Linked DNA regions of Homo sapiens: region 2 is linked to region 1. A link is an interaction called in ENCODE POLR2A ChIA-PET data of the cell type or tissue named here. Cell type or tissue: endothelial cell of umbilical vein. All regions are shown on one strand. Each heading gives the region's core, and the rest is flanking DNA. Links, peaks and the distances in the headings are about the cores only.

Region 1 (5,673 bases), core at 719-4,718:
TGGTCTTTATTATTTTGAGGTATGTTTCTTCTATACCCAATTTCTTGAGGGTTTTTATCATAACAGGATTTGAATTTTATCAAATGCTTTTTTAGCACCTATTGAAAAGATCATATCGTTTTTGTTCTTGGGTTTGTTAATGTGATATATATCACCTTCTAACATTTGTACATGTTGGAGCATCCTTGCATCCCTGGGATTAATCCCACTCAGTCATGGTGAATGAACTTTTTAATGTGTTGTTGAATTTGGTTTGTTATTATTTTGTTGATGATCTTTGCATCTGTGATCATCAGTTATGTTCATTAACCTGTAGTTTTCTTTTTCTGTTGTGTCTTTGTCTGGTTGTGGTATCAGGGTAATGCGAGCCTCATAGGAGTGAGTTTGGAAGTATTCCTTCCTATTCAGTTTATTTGGTGTTCTCTGACCTTCTGTTATCTCAGTATTTCTTTTTTTTTTTTCTCAAGTTTTGAAAAGTTTTCTGTTATTATTTCTTTGAATAATCTTTCTACCCTTTGCTCTTGCTCAAATTCCTCTTGAACACCAATAATTCTTAGATTTGGTATTTTTAAGTAATTTTCTTTACCTTGTAGGCAATCTTCATTCTTTTTATTTTTTTTCATTTTTTCTGCTCCGATTGTGCATATTCTTTCTTTCTTGTTTTTTGTTTGTTTGTTTGCTTTTGTTTTTTGTTTGTTTCATAGGGCCTCACTCTGTCACTTAGGTTGGAGTACAGTGTCAGGATCATGGCTCACTGCACCCTTGCTTTCCCAGGCTCAGGTGATTCTCTCACCTCAGCATCCCAAGTAGCTGGGACTACAGGTGCATGCCACCACACCCAGCTAATTTTAGTATTTTTTGGTAGTAATGGGGCTTCACCATGTTGCCCAGGCTGGTCTGGAACTCTTGGGCTCAAGTGATCTGCCTGCTTAGTCTCCCAAAGTGTTGGGATTACAGGCATGAGCCACTGCACCTGGCCTGACTGTGCGTTTTCAAATAAACTGTATTCAAGCTCATTTATTATTTTCTCTGCTTGATTCATTTTGATGTTGGGAGCCTCTAATGGATTTTTCAGTTCAGCAAATGTATTTCTCAATGCCAAGATTTATTTTTTTATTCTTTCATTCTTTTTTTAAATTTGAGACGGGGTGTCACTCTGTAACCCAGCTTGAACTGCAGTAGTACCATCACAGCTCACTGCAGCCTCAATCATCCAGGCTCAAGAGATCTTCCCACCTCAGCCACCCAAGTACCTGGGACTACAACCACATACCACCATGTCCGGCCATTTTTTTGTTATTTTTTTGTAGAGACAGAGTCTCACCATACTGCTCAGACTGGTCTTGAACTCCTGGGCTCAAGTAATCCTGCTGCCTTGGCCTCCAAAAGTGCTGGGATTATAGGCAGGAGCCACCATTCCCAGCCTGTGCCAAGGTATCTGTCTGATTTTTAAAAATTATTTCAATCTATTAAATTTATCTGGTACATTTCTGAAAAGCTTTTCTGTGTTTCCCTCTTGGAGATCACTGAATTTCCCTAAAACTACTATTTTGAATTATTGGTCAGAGTTCACATACTGCTGTCTCATTAGAGTTTCATCACTGGTTCCTTGCCTTTTTCTGTTTGCAGAGGTCACAGTTCCCTGTTTGCTGTTGTTTCTTGTGGACTTATGTCTATTATTTATTCCAGTCTTCTCTGTGTGGCTTGTTTTGGTTTTTACTGGATATGTTTGCTTAGAAATTCTTTGTAATTTACCTGTTGATTTTCTTTCCCTCTCTCCCTCCCCTTCCTTCCTTTCCCTTTCTTTCTCTTTCTTTCTTTCTCTCTTTTTCTTTCTTTCTCTTTCTTTTTCTTTTCTTTCTTCTTTCTTTTTCTTTCTCTCTTTGGTCTCTTTCTTTCTCTCTTTCTTTCTCTCCCTCCTCCTCTCCCTCCTCCTCCTCCTCCTTCTTCTTCTTCTCACCCATCCCCCCTCCCTCCTCCTCTCCCTCCTCCTCCTCCTTCTTCTTCTTTCTTCTTCTTCTTCCTTTCTTCTTCTTCTCACCCATCCCCCTCTTTTTCTTCCTTCTTTCTTTATTTTTTTTCCTGCTAGGTCACTACCTCCTTTTCAGAGCTAAATGATACCTTAAGCTCAAGTTTGCCTTGGTTCTAGTAATCAGAGTACCACTAGTCCAGAAGCAAGGAGATCCCAAAGGGGACATCCCAGTAGTGTGGGAAGACTGGTTAGGGATTCATGACCAGAAGGCCTGTGGAACAAACCTCCTACAGGATAGCGCAGCTGAATAGTCACTGTGATGTGGCATCTTTTTGGCATAGTTACAGGACAGAATTTCCAGTGATGGGAATGGTAGTCCTGCTTCCCCCTTCTGTCGTTGGCTGTCCTTGATGTTTCTCCCTTCTGGTACCCCCAGTGCTTCCTGTGGGTTCACGCCGGAATAGGTCTCCTGCTAAGGAACTTAAGATGGTGGGGAAGCTGGTTGTCTACCTTAATCCGACTTTTTCCAGTGTTGAAACTGTGAGTTTCAACATGCTTGGGGCCAGACATGTTGCAGGGAGGGGTGTCACAGAAACAGAAGTCCAATTCTCTCTGCCCAGAGTTTTTTCACTTAATCTATGGCCCTAGGAACTGTCTCATCTTTATATGTGAGTTCTGGGGTATTGCTGGTGATAAATTCAGTGTTGTATATTTGGTTCTGGTTTTCTGGTGGGAGAGGGGGAGTAAAGGTAGCTTTCTTCTGTGCTTCCATTTTGGAATCATGTGTCTTTTTAATGTATTTAAAGAAAGTTTAAAAAATAAGTTTCTCCTTTAAGTTGCTGGGAATTAAAACAAAATATATTTGTAGCCTGGATACCTTGTTTTCTTGTTGGTGGTGTTGCTATTGTAACTGACATTTTAATTTTAATTATGTATTTTTTCTAAAAATTATTGTCTGTATAGCTAAAAATTCAATGCCTGTAGTCTTAGTAGGTCTAATTCTGATGTTTGCTGTTTCTGCTGATTCTTGCTGGTGTGGCTGGTGTTTTTCTTTCTTTCTTTTCTTAGTTTTTTAAGTTGTGAATTCATAGTCAATGAATCATATGTATGGGAAATGTTTGAGGCCTTTTTTTTTAAAGTATGTTGCTCCATTGTATCAGTTTCCTTTAGGCACTAACAACCTATCACCACATTAGCCTGAATTATTCTGCTTAGGATTTTGAGGCCACGTGGGATGATATGAATTCTTAGCCTAAAACTCATCAGGTCTTTCCTTTGTTTGTGAAATTTCAGGAAAGACTCCCCATCCTCCCAGAGCTGTCCCTAAACTAGGATAAGCAAGTTTTCCTAGCATGTATTTATTAATGGTGGGCTTTGGTTGGTTCACCCTTTCACAGCGGGCCTTGCCTTTCTGGGTTACTAATTTTGAGCTCCAATTCTAGACCCCACTTTGAACCTTGCATAGACCCTGGAGTTTGACTCTAGTGCCCACTTTGGAGGCATTTTAAAAGCAGTCATCCCAAAAGGGTAGATACACTGCAAAATATTCTTCCCATCAACTCCCCTGGGGATCCTGTTCAAATGCAGATTCTGATTCCATAGGTATCTAGTAGGGTCTAAGTTTTCATTGTGTGTGTGTGTGTGTGTGTGTGTGTGTGTGTATGTTTTAATTTCTAACAAGCTGCCAGTTGATGTACTGCTGCTATTCTGCAGACCACACTTTTCGTAGCACAGCACTGGATCACTATGGATTGTCATATGTTACTAGCACAGTTGTCCCTCCTGATGCTTACCAGCCACTGCTGTTGTGTGCTTTTGTCTTTTTGAGCGTCAAGAAACTGTCCCTACATTCTTGCCAAGTCATACGTGCACTTGAAAGATGTTTCATAATCTTTTTAAATTGAGAAAGTTTAAGTGTTTTGAACTAAAAAGCATTTTAACAAGTTAAGTCCTAAAAAATGCTCATGTTTTCAGACTTTGAGTATATGTGTATATTTACTGAGTTTATGTGTTTCTTTATGTCTAGACCTATGGATCATCTTATTAGAAAAGAGCAGTAGCTACTATTTACATGTTACCTCACCTTAGTGTCAATAAAAACATTTTTTTGATATTATTTCTATTCTGTTGATGGTCTACAAAGCAATGTCTGGGACATAGCAGGCAGTTAAAAATGTGTGTTAGACTTGTTAAGATCTTGTAACTTGGAATCAGAAATATATGGATTCTAAACAGGTACTACCGTATTATAGCTGTGTGACTTCAGGAAAATTACTTTTCTAAGCTTTTGTTACCTTAGCTGTAATATAAGTTTAAAGGAATACTTAACTTAGAGGGTTCCTGTGAGAATTTGATGATATAATCCAGCTCTGATATTACAGATGTTTAAACATTCATTTTTTAAAAGAAACAGGAATGTTTACAATAAAGGGACTATTGTGATTACATTAAATAATTATTAAAATAATGCTCCTTTGTAAGACAAGCCATAATTTTCCTCAAAACTATAATTTAGTTAATAAATCCCTTCAGAATTACCCTTTATATTTATATTTTAGACTTGTGTTGTCCAATATAGTAGACACTGGCCACATGTTGCTATTTAAATTTAAATTAATTAAAATCAAATGAGGCTGGGTGCAGTGGCTCATGCCTGTAATCCTAGCACTTTGAGCCCAGGAATTTGAGACCAGCCTGGGCAATATGGCAAAATTCTGTCTCTACAAAGAAAAAAAAAATTAAAAATTAGCCAGGTGTGGTGGTAGATGCCTTTAGTCCCAGCTACTCAGGAGACTGAGTTGGGGGTTGGCTTGAGCCTGGGGTGTCAAAGCTTCAGTGAGCCATGATTGTGCCACTGCACTCCAGCCTGGGTGACAGAGCAAGACCCTGTCTTAAAACAAAAAAACAAAAAAAAAAACGAAACCACAAACTGAGTGCGTCAGTCCCACTAGCCACACTTCGAGTGCTCAATAGCCACATCTGGGGAGGGGTCATGGCATTGAACAGTGAACATCTAGAGTGTTTTCATCATTGAATTTTGTTTGGTTTGCATTTTTCTAGACTAAATAAAAAGTCTATGAATATAGGACAAAAAATATTTTATCGTAGTTACATATAACTTAACTAATGCTTCATCCCATTTTTCCCCTGAGATTACTGATTTTAGTTTTTGTTGTTGCTGTTTATTTTTAACTGAACTCAATAATTAGGTTTATGTAAATAAAATTTAAGAAATACAGAGTCCAGAAACAGATAAACAAACACACTACCCTGTCATTCCTTCAGAAATGACACTAACACTCTGCTATCCTATGCTGTCATCTAATTTTGCTCAGGTCATTCTTTTTTCTTAGTGAGAAAAATGACTTCAAGGGAACCAGGAACTTGTATCACTTGGTTACTGGAAAAAGATATAAGAAGTATATTTATAACACAGTGTAAACAAGCTTAGAGCAAGACGTGTGTATAACCAAAAGTTAAAAAAAAAAAAAAGAAAAGGTAACCTACAACCAGACTGTGACAAATTTGCAAAGTGAAAAAGCAATATGAGATGGCACTGAATAAAGAAAGGAGGGTTCTTGGTTTGTTTCTAGCAGAAAAGGTAATAAATCTAGGAAGCTGTGCTGTTCACAATTTGACCTCACCCACAGGAAGTATTGGATGGGTCATTATGGAATTCCTCAAGGAAACGAAAATAGATT
Region 2 (5,673 bases), core at 834-4,833, 910 kb after region 1:
CCAATGTCCAATAGGTGCCAGTGTGTGTTGTTCCACTCCATGTGTCCACGTGTTCTCATCATTTAGCTCCCACTTATAAGTGAGAACATGCAGTATTTGGTTCTTTTTCTGTATTAATTTGCTAAGGGTAATGCCTCCAGCTCCATCCATATTTCTGCAAAGGACATGATGTCCTTTTTTTATGGCTACATAGTATTCCATGGTGTATATATACCACATTTTCTTTATCCAGTGTACCTTGATGGGCATTTAAGTTGATTCCATGTCTTTGCTATTGTGAATAGTGCTGCAATGAACATAAGTGTGCATGTGTCTTTACAATAGAATGAGTTAGATTCTTTTGGGTATGTATCCAGTAAGGGGATTGCTAGGTTGAATGGTATTTCTGTTTTTAGGTTTTTGAGGAATCATCACACTGTCTTCCACAATGGTTGAACTAATTTACAATCCCACCAACAGTGTATAAGCATTCCTTTTTCTCTGCAACCTTACCAGCATCTGTTACTTTTTTGACTTTTTATTAATAGCCATTCCTACTGGTGTGAAATGGTATCTTACTGTGGTTTCGATTTGCATTTCTCTAATGATCAGTGATGTTGAGCTTTTTTGCATTTGATTTTTGGCCACACACATGTCTTGTTTTGAAAAGCATCTTCATTTCATTTGCTCACTTTTCAATGGGGTTGCTTATTTTTTTCTGGTAAATTTCATTAAGTTTCTTATCGATGCTGGATATTAAACTTTAGTCAGATGCACAGTTTGCAAATATTTTCTCCCAATATATAAGTTATCTGTTCACTCTGTCAAGAGTTTCCTTTGCTGTGCAGAAGTTCCTTAGTTTAAGTAGATCCTATTTGTCAATTTTTGCTTTCGTTGCAATTGCTTTTGGTGTTTTTATCATGAAATCTTCGCCCATTCCTATGTCCAGAATGGTATTGCCTTGGTTGTATTCCAGGGTTTTTATACTTTTGGGTTTTATATTTAAGTATTTAATCCATCTTGAGTTAATTTTTGTATGTGGTATAAGGAAAGGGTCAGTTTCGATCTTCCGCATGTGGCTAGGCAGTTATCCCAGCACCATTTATTGAAATGAGAATCCTTCTTCCATTGCTTGTTTTTGACAGCTTTGTCGAAGATCAGATAGCTGTAGGTGTGTGGCCTTATTTCTGTGTTATCTCTTCTGTTCCATTGGTCTATGTGTTTGTTTTTGTACCAGTACCATGCTGTTTGGTTACTGTAGTTTGAAGTCGGGTACTGTGATGCCTCCAGCTTTGTTTTTTGTTTAGGGTTGCCTTGGTTTTTTGGATATTTTGTTGTTGTTGTTCCACATGAATTTTAAAATAGTGTTTTCTAGTTCTATGAAGAATATCAACAGTAATTTAATAGGAATAGCATTGAATCTATAAATTGCTTTGGGCAGTATGGCCATTTTAACAATGTTGATTCTTCCTCTCTGTGAGCATGGCTATTACATACTTGAATAAAAAAACTTTAGAATTTATAGACAAGAGCTTAATTTCCATTATATACAAAGAGATTTTAAAACTCAATAATAAAATATATATGTAATATATGTACAGTGTTACTTATTGCAGCATTGCTTGGAACAGCAAAAAGTTGGAAATTTATGCTCATCAAAAAAGGACTGGTACATATATTATATGCAAGGATATCAGGTCATATTAGGCATCCATTTTAAAATGAGATTGTTTATTTTAAATTGATATAAAAACAAGCTATAAGATATATTGTAAAGGGATAAAAAGTAGAGCCCAGCCAGGCACTGTGGCAGGTGCTTAGAGTCCCTGCTACTTGGGAGTCTGGGGCGGGAGGATTTTTTGAGCCCTAGAGCTCTGGGCTGCAGTTTGCTATACTAATTAGGTTATCCACAATAAGTTTGGTATCAATATAGTGACCTCTTGGAGTGGGGGACCACCAGCTTGCCTAGGGGTGTGAATTAGCCTAGGTCAGAAGTGGAGCAGATCCAAACACCCAGGCTGATCAGTAGTGGGATCAAGCCTGTGAATAGCCACTGCATTTCATTTGGGCAACACAGTGAGTCTCTGTCTCTTGAAAAAATATGTATTTTTAAAAATAAGGTAGATCCTGGAACATAACTTATTTTAGACTAACCTAAGTATGCATTTTTGTGTATACATATGTATCTTTAAAAAGATAACCTATAAGAAATTTATAGTAGTGTTTGTGTACACTATCATACAGGGAGCTAACAGATAAAGAAGAGAGAAAAACCTTTTACTGTTAAAAGTGAATTAATTATATACTCAAAATTTAAATTAATTTTTAAAAAACAAAATATGTTGTAGAACCCATTATGGGGAAGCTTCCAATGAAGAATCATGAGGAGTTTAATAGAAAGTTAGAAGATAACTGATTTGGCAGGAAAGAATCAGTTCAGCTTGAGACATACTGAATTAGTTTACTGTTGGAATAATTGAATTTGTCATACTAAGGTATATGCAGATAGAGTTGGCAATGTGGGTGTGGAATTTTGAGACTGTTTAGCTCCACATGGTTTCAAACCTACAGCACTAAGCTACCTCCATCCCATATGTATGCCAAGACTTGTCTTCAGTACCTACCGTAGTTTAAGCCACAAACACTGACTTCTGTTTTCTAATGAATGGAGATCATTGGAGTTGAGGACACTAAATCATTGTGTGAGGTTCATGTTGAAGTTAAGAGATATTAATGAAGACCATAAGCCAAGTGTGATGTTACAGTATATAATTTTCCCTTATGTTTTTTCACTACTATGTTTCATACCAGTTGTGAACATTGACTGTATTTACTTATTTTAATAGTTTTTAACAGTTCATCTGGAATTAACACAATGATATTTCATGTGGTGAGCCATCTGTCTCTATTTTCATTCACTTTCAGGAGGGACCAACCTATATCCCTGGAACTTATATCCCAGACACGGGACTGATCTATGTCCCTGGAGCCTATACCCCAGACACAAACACAGACCTATGATGAGAGCCAGTCCAGTTCATCTCTGTGCCCACAGAGAGAGCAGCTGACTTTAAGGAATGATTCTCAAGTCTGGGACATTTTTATGTCTATTCAATTAGGGATGATCACTTTTCTACCAGGACCACTTGCTAAGATATGAGAGTGTAAGCCTAGAAATTTGGAGTCAACTACGTAGAGGGAGTGAGCTACTGGAGAATGAAGTCAACAACCAAGAAAGCAGAAGTGTGTGTAAGTCTGTGTGGGTGTGCCCATGCACATATGTGTCTGAAAGAGAATAAATCCAGATTACATTATTTGAATTCCTAAATCAAATCCAAACTACTTATGAAACATTATTTCCTGAGCTAAAAAACTCTATCTGTCCATCTGTCTATCTATCTATTGTCTATCTCTTGAACCAGTTTCAGCTGAGGTTTTATTACTTAAAAGAGATCTGACTTATACAACATTATAGTTGCCAATATAGTAGGCATAATTAGAAACTCCTCCATGATTCAAATTCTTTCTCTATTTAAGAAGACCCAATTCCATAAAATTTGTGAACATTGAATATATAGTTCTTTGCCAAGCAATTCAAATAGGCTCAAATGTTCTTATAGCTCTTTATCTCAATATACTTCAACAAATGTGTTGGATAACTACTATAGTCAAGGCTCTGCCTCACTAAAACAAGCAGCCACATAGAAGCAAAGCATAGAGTTAGCTAACTGACTCAATAAGGCTGAATACAAAACTCTAGTGCTTGAATTTTGACATGGGACAAGAACTATGTTAATAAAAGGCAGATTTTTTTGTGGTTTATCTTATTTTATTATCAACCTAGAGCTTCACTTTTCTATAATGTGTGCCTTTGAATTTCTGTTAAGCTTTAAAAGAGAAGAAAAATGTGCAACCTTCTATTAAAAAGCACAAATCTCACTTAAATTGAAGTCAAAACAACAATATATTTTAGAACACATGGCTCAGACCTATGTAACTTAAAAGTTCACTTTTCAGGGTGGCTGGCAAGGTGGCCGAGTAGGAACAGCTCCGGTCTGCAGCTCCCAGTGAGACCAATGCAGAAGGTGGGTGATTTCTGCATTTCCAACTGAGGTACTCATCTCATTGGGACTGGTTAAACAGTGGGTGTAGCCCACGGGTGAGCCAAAGTAGGGTGGGGCGCCACCTCACCTGGGAAACACAAGGGTTGGAGAACTCCCTCCCCTAGCCAAGGGAAGCCATGAGGGACTGTGCTGTGAAGAAAGGTGCATTCTGGCCCAGATACTATGCTTTCCCCATGGTCTTCACAACCCACAGACCAAGAAATTCCCTTGGGTGCCTACATCAACAGGACCCTGGGTTTCAAGCACAAAACTGGGCTGCCATTTGGGCAGACACCGAGCTAGCTGCAGGAGTTTTCCTTTTTTTCATACCCCAGTGGCACCTGGAATGCCAGCGAGACAGAACTGTTCACTCCCCTGGAAAGGGGGCTGAACCAGGGAGCCAAGTTGTCTAGCTCAGCAGATCCCACCCCCATGGAGCCCAGAAAGGTAAGATCCACTGGCTTGAAATTCTCACTGCCAGCACAGAAGTCTGAAGAAGAGGACCACCAGCAGATCTGCAGCAGAGGGGCCTGAATGTTAGAAAGAAAACTAACAAACAGAAAGGAATAGCATCAACATCAACAAAAAGGACATCCACACAAAAACCCCATCCAAAGGTCACCAACATCAAAGACCAAAGGTAGATAAATCCATGAAGATGAGAAAAAACTAGTGCAAAAAGGCTGAAAATTCCAAAAACCAGAACACCTCTTCTCCTCCAAAAGATCACAACTTCTCGCCAGCTACGGAAAAAAACTGTATGGAGAATGAGTTTGATGAATTGACAGAAGTAGGCTTCAGAAGGTGGGTAATAAACTCCTCCAAGATAAAGGAGCATGTTCTAATGCAATGCAAGAAAGCTAAGAACCTTGAAAAAGGGTTAGATGAATTGCTAACTAGAATAACCAGTTTAGAGAAGAACATAAATGACCTGATGGAGCTGAAAAACACAGCACGAGAACTTTGTGAAGCATAGACAAATATCAATAGCTGAATCGATCAAGCAGAAGAATGGATATCAGAGATTGAAAATCAACTTAATTAAATACAGTGTGAAGACAATATTAGAGAATAAAGGATGAAAAGGAATGAACAAAGCCTCCAAGAAATATGGGACTATGTAAAAAGAGCAAACCTACATTTGATTGGTGTACCTGAAAATGATCAGGAGAATGGAACCAAGTTGGAAAACACTCTTCAAAATATTGTCCAGGAGAACTTCCCCAACCTGGCAAGACAAGCCAACATTCAAATTCAGGAAATACAGAGAACACCACAAAGATACTCCTCGAGAAGAGCAACCCCAAGACACATAATCGTCAGATTCACCAAGGTTGAAATGAAGGAAAAAATGTTAAGGGTAGTCAGAGAGAAAGGCTGGGTTACCCATAAAGGGAAGGCCATCAGACTAACAGTTGATCTCTCTGGAGAAACCCTACAAGCCAGAAGAAAGTGGGTGCCAATACTCAATATTCTTAAAGAAAAGAATTTCCAACCCAGAATTTCATATCCATCCAAACTAAGCTTCATAAGCAAAGAAGAAATAAAATCTTTTACAGACAAGCAAATGCTGAGGTATTTTGTCACCACC

What was found. Peaks named below come from ENCODE experiments on the same cell type or tissue, not always from the same donor. Only the 100,000 strongest peaks of a DNase experiment are listed, where the experiment ranks them.
Region 2: POLR2A ChIA-PET joins it to region 1 with 8 read pairs; 2 of 35 experiments call an interaction of 5 or more read pairs at or near these places.

Annotation. Positions count from the first base shown.
Region 1 is chr3:1,969,476-1,975,148 of GRCh38, reverse strand. No RefSeq gene overlaps it. Among named protein-coding and RNA genes, the nearest start is that of CNTN4, 130 kb to the left of the region's middle. In endothelial cell of umbilical vein, for the core only: no CTCF peak of the experiment used is centred there; a DNase peak (open chromatin) is centred at 3,188; H3K27ac peaks cover 2,424 bases.
Region 2 is chr3:1,061,978-1,067,650 of GRCh38, reverse strand. It overlaps the pseudogene RN7SL120P. Among named protein-coding and RNA genes, the nearest start is that of CNTN6, 28 kb to the left of the region's middle. In endothelial cell of umbilical vein, for the core only: no CTCF peak of the experiment used is centred there; no DNase peak of the experiment used is centred there.